3 separate regions of the Homo sapiens genome follow, and all the other regions are linked to region 3. A link is a contact called in ENCODE Hi-C or POLR2A ChIA-PET data. All regions are on one chromosome and are shown on one strand. Each heading gives the region's core, a stretch centred on a gene start or an enhancer-like site at or near the end of the contact. The rest is flanking DNA. Distances are from core to core; before and after follow the strand shown. Region 1 holds the start of PGK1 (phosphoglycerate kinase 1). Region 2 holds the start of TAF9B (TATA-box binding protein associated factor 9b). Region 3 overlaps ATP7A (ATPase copper transporting alpha).

Region 1 (2,700 bases), core at 155-2,654, 80 kb after region 3:
CTTGAGATATTTTGCAGACCCTGCATTCTCATGCAGCAGAGGACACCACCCAGACTGATAATCTGGCTCAACTAGCTCCACGATCCCACCCAGGAAGAACTCGCAAGAACTCACTTCGACCCCGTGATTTAATCTTCATCCCGACCAACTAGCACTCCCCACTTTCCGAACCCATACCTGCCAAATTATCCTTAAAAACTCTGATTCCAGAATGCTCAGGGAGACTGATTTGAGTGATAATGAAACTCTGGTCTCCCGCACAGCGCTCAGCGTGAATTATTCTTTCGCCATTGCAATTCCCGTCTTCATAAATCAGCTCTGTCTAGGCAGCGGACAAGGTGAACCCATTGGGCGGTTACACTTTCGTTTTCAATACATCTCTGCTTTTATTGCTTCATTCTTTCTTTGCTTTGTGCATTTCGTCCAGTTCTTAGTTCAAGACGCTAAGAACTTGGACACCCTCCACGGGTAACAGGACTACAGGTGCCCGCCACCACGTCTAGCTAATTTTTTGTATTTTTAGTAGAGATGGGGTTTTGCTATGTTGCTCAGGCTGGTCTCGAACCACTGGGCTCAAGCAATCTGCCGGCCTTGGCCTCCCAAAGTGCCGGGATTAAAGGCGTGAGCCACCGCGCCTGGCCCACTAAACTTCTCTGTGCATCAGTTATTTCATTTGCCTAATGAGGATAACAGTAGTCACTACTGCGTTTTGTGAGCGTTGGTTAATATATGAAAAATGCCACGTGTTTGCCATTAGCATCAATCATGCCATAACCAGAAAAATTACATTGCATTTTTTATTTTAAAAAAGGTGGGGGCCAGAGTGGACCTGGGCCTCTTCCAACTTCTGAGAGGTCTCTATTACTAAGTAAGCCTTAAGAAGCAGAATTCCATGAAGGGAGCTAGGAAACCAGGATTTTCCAAAAGGAGGTGGCATTTGCATTGATCCTGGTAGGGCAGCCTCGAATTCCACGGGGTTGGGGTTGCGCCTTTTCCAAGGCAGCCCTGGGTTTGCGCAGGGACGCGGCTGCTCTGGGCGTGGTTCCGGGAAACGCAGCGGCGCCGACCCTGGGTCTCGCACATTCTTCACGTCCGTTCGCAGCGTCACCCGGATCTTCGCCGCTACCCTTGTGGGCCCCCCGGCGACGCTTCCTGCTCCGCCCCTAAGTCGGGAAGGTTCCTTGCGGTTCGCGGCGTGCCGGACGTGACAAACGGAAGCCGCACGTCTCACTAGTACCCTCGCAGACGGACAGCGCCAGGGAGCAATGGCAGCGCGCCGACCGCGATGGGCTGTGGCCAATAGCGGCTGCTCAGCAGGGCGCGCCGAGAGCAGCGGCCGGGAAGGGGCGGTGCGGGAGGCGGGGTGTGGGGCGGTAGTGTGGGCCCTGTTCCTGCCCGCGCGGTGTTCCGCATTCTGCAAGCCTCCGGAGCGCACGTCGGCAGTCGGCTCCCTCGTTGACCGAATCACCGACCTCTCTCCCCAGCTGTATTTCCAAAATGTCGCTTTCTAACAAGCTGACGCTGGACAAGCTGGACGTTAAAGGGAAGCGGGTCGTTATGAGGTAATTCTGCACGTTTGCCCGCGTGCTCTCTGTGCTCTGTCGCAAACCTCTTTGGCCGGAGCCGACTTGTTCTCTCGTCTGCTCTAAGTTCTTTTAGCTTTTGGCTGGGCCCCAGGGGTCCTAGGCTTGGAGGGCGAGGCTGCTCACGGGTTTGGTGGTTTCTAGCCGCATTTTCCCCAGCCCAGAAAGCACCCGAAGTCACCCTTCGGGGATGGATCCCACTGAGGAAGGGCTGAGATTGCCGCTGGGACCCATTTTGTCCTTTTTCCTATTGGTGAAATGCAGTTCCGTTGCCTCCAGCTCCCAGTCGGCGAGATGGGACTTAATGCTTATCCTGCAAATCTCTAGGCTTCAAGGAAGGGACCTTGAAAGGTCATTTTACTTTCCCTTCCCCCACGCTCCTAGACCGTCGCAGCCAAATGAGAAACGGCCCACATCTCACAGGTTCCTGCACAAAAGGATATTTTTCCAAGAGGATGTTGATTTAACTTCAGGAGTAGACCCCCCCGCCCCCCGCCACTAAAGAATTGGGGTGGGAGGGTAGGGCGGGGCGAACTGGAGGAGGCCCTGCAGAGCTTACGTAACAGGCGTCTGCTGCCCTGCAGCGCGGTATCGTTGGACTCTTGGGCACAGGATTTGCATCAGGATTGTGACATACTAGGTAATGGTAGAGCAGGGTGTGGCTGCTCATACTTGCTGGCCTCCAATCTCATCCCCACGTGTGGCTAGAAAAGTAGAATTTTAAAATTGGGGGAAGTTTCCTCGTGCACTTTGGGTCTCTTACTCTGCGCATGTGGATCTCTAGTCACTTGCCAACACGGTTTCTCTCTTATCTGCCAGAATTGTTGGTAGAGTGGGCAGCTTTTACATTTATCCTTTTTGTCACGTGTGATATATTTGTGCATACCAGGAGCAAGGTGCAGGAGGATGAGTCGGTATGTAACTGATGGACTTGACTGTTCATATACCTTAACAGGATCCAAGAGTGGTGTTTTTGAGGGGTCATAAAGGTTTCTGTTGATAGCATTTTGCAACCTTGACCTTTTTGGGAAGTGGTTGATTGATGGGTAGGTATTTATTTGGCTGGTGTAATCTAGCCCCTTTTCCAATTTGGGCTGGTTCAAATGAGGGCTTGTGT
Region 2 (2,700 bases), core at 93-2,592, 120 kb after region 3:
GTGCTCAGCCTAAATGCTGATTTTAATAAGTAATTGTCCTGTCTATATGATCAGTTTTAAACAGATATCACAGTGTGAATACTACTGTCCCCTAGCTTGAGCTCCTTTCGTTCTTTAGGCTGAATTCTATGATACTGTTAACATAATTTGGTTGAAAATGTTCTTACAAGGCTGGGTGCGGTGGCTCACGCCTGTAATCCCAACACTTTGGGAGGCCGAGATGGGGGGATCACTTGAGTCAGTAGTTCGAGGCCAGCCTGGGCAATATGGCGAAACTCCCTTTCTACTAATAATACAACACTTAGCCGGGCGTGGTGGCAAGTGCCTGTAGTCCCAGCTCGGGAGGCTGAGGCACAAGAATCGCTTGAACCCAGGAGGCGGAGGCCGCAGTGAGCCAAGATCGCGCCACTGCCTTCTAGCCTGGGCAACAGCGAGTCCCTGTCTCAAAAAAGAAAATAAAAGAAAATGTTCTTACAATAAAAATATCTTTTCAAGTTCACAAGTTAGGCAAGTTTTTGGTGTTTCATTAACTTACGGAAAGCAAATTCCAACATTTGATTTATAACCCTTGGTTCATACTCTGTGATTCCCATATCCTTCAGGATCTGTGCCATCACCTGTGGATTCAAATAAAAACACCAGATGCAGAATTTGGTACTGGAAATCAAGGCTGCACTGAAGGGTAGTATTTATATTTATGATACAAGGTTCCCCTTCTTTGGGCTCCAAAGTCCTACTCACCCTTGCCCTCCCAAGTGAGTCAGTGATCACACGAAATCGCATAGTACGCTTTTGCAGAAAACTTTTATTTTTATTTTTTGGCGGGGTTGGGGGCGGGGTGTGGGGCAAAGAGAAGACAGAATTTGGCTTCTCCAGCAGAGGTAAGTAGCTCCAGCTGGTTGTCATTTTTGGCTGTGGCGGCGGGTTAAGGTAGCATCAGAACCCTGGACGCGGAGTCAGGGCTGGCAGATAGCTAGAGACGAGGGGGAGGCAGGGGCCCGAAGCCCAGGACACAAAGCTGGGCAGCCGTTCCGCAAGCTCCACTGGACCGCGACCCTCTGGCAAGACTTGGCCCAAGCGGCGAGATAGGGGCCCGGGGGCCAGGGCGCATCCCCATCACCCTCTCCTCCTGACGGCCCTGACTAGACTGAAACGAGCGTGCGAGCCGACCCTCAGGCCCTCAGCGTGGCCCCGCCTCGCAGGTCCCTGGCTGCACCTGGCTTCGCGATCCGCGGCTTATCCTTCGCACTTACCAAGGCATCTCTCGGAGCGTTCTTGGGAGGCGCCATCTTGCCCGACTCCATGTTATCCAGCCACTCGTCATCCGCGGAGACAGAGGAGAGAGGAGAGCTCGCGGGCTCCTCGCTCAGGCTCCACCCCTGCGGGGAGCGGGAGGAGGGAAACGGAAGGCGGGGTTACGTGCCAGCCGCCGGGGGCGGGAGTTTCAGCAAGCCGCTGGCCAGGGGAAGAGACGCGCTGGGGTGCCCGAGTTCAGTATTGGAAGAGGCAGGTAATCCTTCCCCATGGAGCCTGCTGGGGCCTGAAAGAAGTAGAGGGGCCGAGAAGCTCGACTTCCCAGAGTTGTTTCCCGGCAAAGGGCACCAAGTGGGCCAACCTCACCTTTGCGGGGGTCCCTCCTCACACCTCCACGGCTACCACCTTTGCCCCTTTCGGCCTCCCGGAATTCCAGACCCAGTCGGTGTTAGGGCTGCTTGGTCCAACACAGTTGGACCCGTTACGTTTGAATGTCACATCAACAAGGAATACATTTTTAGTATAAGTATATCCCAGATTTGCACAGGCCATACTTATGCTACGAAATAATTGTTCTGATATTCATATTTAACCGGGTGTCCTGGATTTTTATTAGCTAAATCTGACAATCCTACCCAATAGCTTGCTCTCCCCACAGCAAGACTTTGGTCAGCCCTTGTCACACTCAAAGCCCTACCGTGGCTGCCCATTTCACACTGATGAAAAACTAAAGCCTTCACTCGGCCCGTTAGAGACCCTCTAGCCTCTCTTGGCCCTGGAGCAGCTTCCTGTCTCCCCGCTGAGGCCAACACAGGACCCTTCCTTGCCTCCCAGTTACACCCTTCCCAGCCCCTCACCCACAGAACAGCCCGAATGACTTTTCGTGAGAACCTACCATCCAGCCCCAGTGACTTTCAAAAAATGTGCATCAGTTAACTATCTCTGGCTTAAAATGTCGCAGATAACTCATTCTTACCCTCCACATCCACCAACGCCCTAGGATTCTCCCTCAGGAACAGGAACCGTGACTCACCCAGGCCAGAAACGGAGCAGGCAGCCATGTTGGCGCTTTCCCTCACAATCCACACTCAACCTAGCAACAAGTCTTGTCCGGGTGACCTCCCAAAGTTCTATCCATGTCTCCACATCTCCATCCAGTGCTACTATGCTAACGAGTCCAAGCCAACATCCTTACCAAGATTACAGAAATATGCTCCCCAAATAGTGTCCCCCCACATTCCTTACACAGCTAGACGGACCTTTCAGTCATAAATCCAATCATTATTTTCCTTAAAACCCTCCAGTGGCTCTCCTCACAAACACTTACACAAATACATACTAATTTCCCAGGCTTAGCGGGTCCTTCAGTTTTGTGGCGCAGCTCACCTCATCAGACTCATCAGAATCAGCAGTCCACCTGGCCGCCATCTTGAAGTTTGGGCAGGA
Region 3 (2,700 bases), core at 29-2,528:
GTGATAAACACACACATGCAGTTGTCTTTTGATAAAACAATTTAAAATAAATATAAGAAAATCCTTTGGGTAGATATCCAGTAGTGGGATTGCTGGGTTAAATGGTAGTTATATTTTAAGTTCTTGGAGAAATCTCCAGACTGTTTTCCGTAGAGGTTGAACTGATTTACATTCCCACCAACAGTATATAAGTGTTCCCTTTTCTCTGCATCGTTGCCAACATCTGTTATTTTTTGATTTTTTTAATTATAGCCATTCTGACTGGTGTGAAGGGGTATTTCATTGTGGTTTTAAGTTGCATTTCCCTGATGATTAGTGATGTTGAGTATTTTTTCATGTGTTTTTTTTTATCACTTGTATGTCTTCTTTTGAGAGGTGTCTATTTATGCCCTTTGCCCACTTTTAAATAGGGTTGTTTTATCCTTGTTGATTTAAGTTTCATATAGAGTCTAGATATTAGTCCTTTGTTGGATGCATACTTTGCAAATATTTTCTCCCATTCTGTAGGTTCTGTGTTTATTCTGTTGATTGTTTCTTTTGTTGTGCAGAAGCTCTTTCGTTTAATTAAATCTCCTTTATTAATTTTTGGTTTTGTTGCAATTGTTTTTGAGGTCTTAGTCATAAATTCTTTCCCTAGGATAATGTCTAGAAGAGTTTTTCCCAGGTTTTCTTGGGGTTTTTATAGTTTGAGGTTTTACATCTAAGTCTTCAATCTATCCTGAGTTAATTTTTTTATATGGTGAGAGATATGAGTCCAGTTTCATTCTTCTGCATATGGCTAGCTAGTTTTCCCAGCACCATATATTGAATAGGGTGTCCTTTCCCCATTGTTTGTTTTTGTCAACTTTGTTGAAGACCAGTTGGTTGTAGGTGTGGGCTTTATTTCTGGGTTCTCTATTTTGTTCAGTTGATCTACGTGTCTATTTTTGTATCAATACCACGCTGTTTTGATTACTATAGTCTTTTAGTATAATTTGAAGTCGGGTAATGTGATGCCTCTAGTTTTATTCTTTTTGCTTAGGATTGCTTCGGCTATTTAGGTTCTTTTTCCATATGAAATTTAGGATTGCTTTTTAAATTCTGTGACAGAGAACATTAGTAGTTTTATAGGAATTGTGTTGAATCTATAGATTGCTTTGGACAGTATGGTAGATAGGATTAGGGTTAGACATGGAGAGAAGATCATCTCCTGCCACACCCTTCCCCCACACCTACAGTGCTGCGGATGCAGCAGTGCTATTTCCCACCAGGGGCCAGCTAGCGCACACTTGGACAAAGCATATTTCATGCTTTTCATGGTGGCTCCACCCCTACTGCAAGTGAGTCACGTGCCGCTTGGGTTTTTTCCAAGGGCGAGGCTCAACTCCCTCTCCCGACAGAGTGGCACTGTCCCAGCAAGGAGGGACAGACAAATCACTGAGTTGCCTGCTTTGGTCTGGGGGAAAAGACTAACCCAAACCCATTTTAGTGGTAGCTATCAGAGGGGCATACTCATGGGAACCAAAGGACAAAGTCCTTATGAAATGAAGGTCAGGAGCCCTATAACAAGGGCACAAAAGAGAAGCTGATCATGTTCTTGCTGGCACAGGATCAGGAGTGCGAGTGCACCCTAATATAATCTCTTCCCACCACCCCTGCATCAGGGCAGGTGCTTCTACCTGGCACCAACCTACCTGCTGTCTCTTACTCTTGAGTGCCATCTACTGGTGTGTATCCTGAACTGCATCATAAAATTTAAAATCTGCTAACAGAAGGGCTTAGTTCTAGCCCTTAAGATAAGTCCACAGGGACCTCTGCACCCTAAACCCTATAGGAGATTGTTAGCTCTAATGGCTAATACCTCACTACAAAAAGCAGCATCTGAGAAAGCTATGGCATAGAAGCTATCCACAACCAAGTAATCTGTACAGCACCTTGGACCCCTGAAAGCACCAAAAACAAAGCTAAATGATCACACACAACATGCACCACAGTAAAGCACCCAAGGGAAAAAAAAGAAGGAAAGAAAACGTCCCTTGGAAATGATAGCAAATTCAAAAACAGGAAGCAAAAGTTCCCTTGGATGGGAAAGAATCAGTGCAAGAACTCTAGCAGTACAAAAAGTGTTTTCACACCGCCAAACGATTGTAATAGCTCTCTAGCAACGGATCCTAAGCAGACAGATAAGTAATTTAAAATATGGATTGCAAGGAAACCTCAATGAGATCCAAATGAAAGTTGGAATCCAATGTAAAGAAACCAGAAAAACGATTCAGGATATGCAAGACGAGGTAGCCATATTAAGAAAAAAAACAAATGGAACTGCTGGAACTGAAAAATTCAGTAAAGAAATTTCAAATCCAGAGAACTCCTGCAAGACACTATACAAGATGACCATCCTCAGGGCACACAGGCATTAGAATATCCAAAGTCAATGCAAAAGAAAAATATCTTAAAGGCAGCTACAGAAAAGGGCCAAATTACCTACAGAGCAAAACCCATCAGGCTAACAGCAGACTTCTCAGTGGAAATGTTACAAGCTGGAAGTGATTGAGAGCCTATTTTTAGTTTCCCTAAAGAAAAAAAAAACTGGCAACCAGGAATTTCATATCCTGCCAAATTAAGCTTCATACATGAAGTAGAAACAAAGTCTTCCTCAGACAAGCAAACAGTAAGGAAATTCATCACCACCAGACCAGAGCTATAAGAAATGTTCAGAGA

Evidence for each region. A loop is a pair of places that touch in the nucleus more often than their neighbours do. ChIA-PET counts read pairs that join two places held with the same protein, here RNA polymerase II (POLR2A). Pooled maps may share reads with other maps.
Region 1: a map of PC-9 shows a loop between it and region 3 (5-fold over the local background). The contact joins the promoter of PGK1 here to the enhancer-like site in region 3. A Hi-C loop is called at or near these places in 8 of 168 maps with a recorded cell type or tissue (CD8-positive, alpha-beta T cell, Calu3, GM12878 and 5 more), 24 of 37 single-sample maps with no recorded cell type and 17 of 50 pooled maps. POLR2A ChIA-PET finds 5 or more read pairs at or near these places in 1 of 52 experiments (BJ).
Region 2: a pooled map shows a loop between it and region 3 (2.1-fold over the local background). The contact joins the promoter of TAF9B here to the enhancer-like site in region 3. A Hi-C loop is called at or near these places in 1 of 50 pooled maps.

The regions. Positions count from the first base shown.
Region 1 is chrX:78,102,844-78,105,543 of GRCh38, forward strand. It overlaps PGK1 (phosphoglycerate kinase 1), which reads left to right and starts at 1,405. Exons shown (of 11, transcript NM_000291.4): 1 at 1,405-1,562. The coding sequence starts at 1,498. RefSeq lists a silencer at 1,292-1,351.
Region 2 is chrX:78,138,308-78,141,007 of GRCh38, forward strand. TAF9B (TATA-box binding protein associated factor 9b) reads right to left here and starts at 1,343. Exons shown (of 7, transcript NM_015975.5): 1 at 1,254-1,343; 2 at 536-617. The coding sequence starts at 1,304. RefSeq lists an enhancer at 1,032-1,341.
Region 3 is chrX:78,023,238-78,025,937 of GRCh38, forward strand. All of the region lies in intron 14 of ATP7A (ATPase copper transporting alpha), which reads left to right. Among named protein-coding and RNA genes, the nearest start is that of PGAM4, 55 kb to the left of the region's middle. Within about 2 kb of position 1,279, at least 3 of the 41 ENCODE cell types and tissues checked have a DNase peak (open chromatin) inside an H3K27ac peak, as active enhancers do.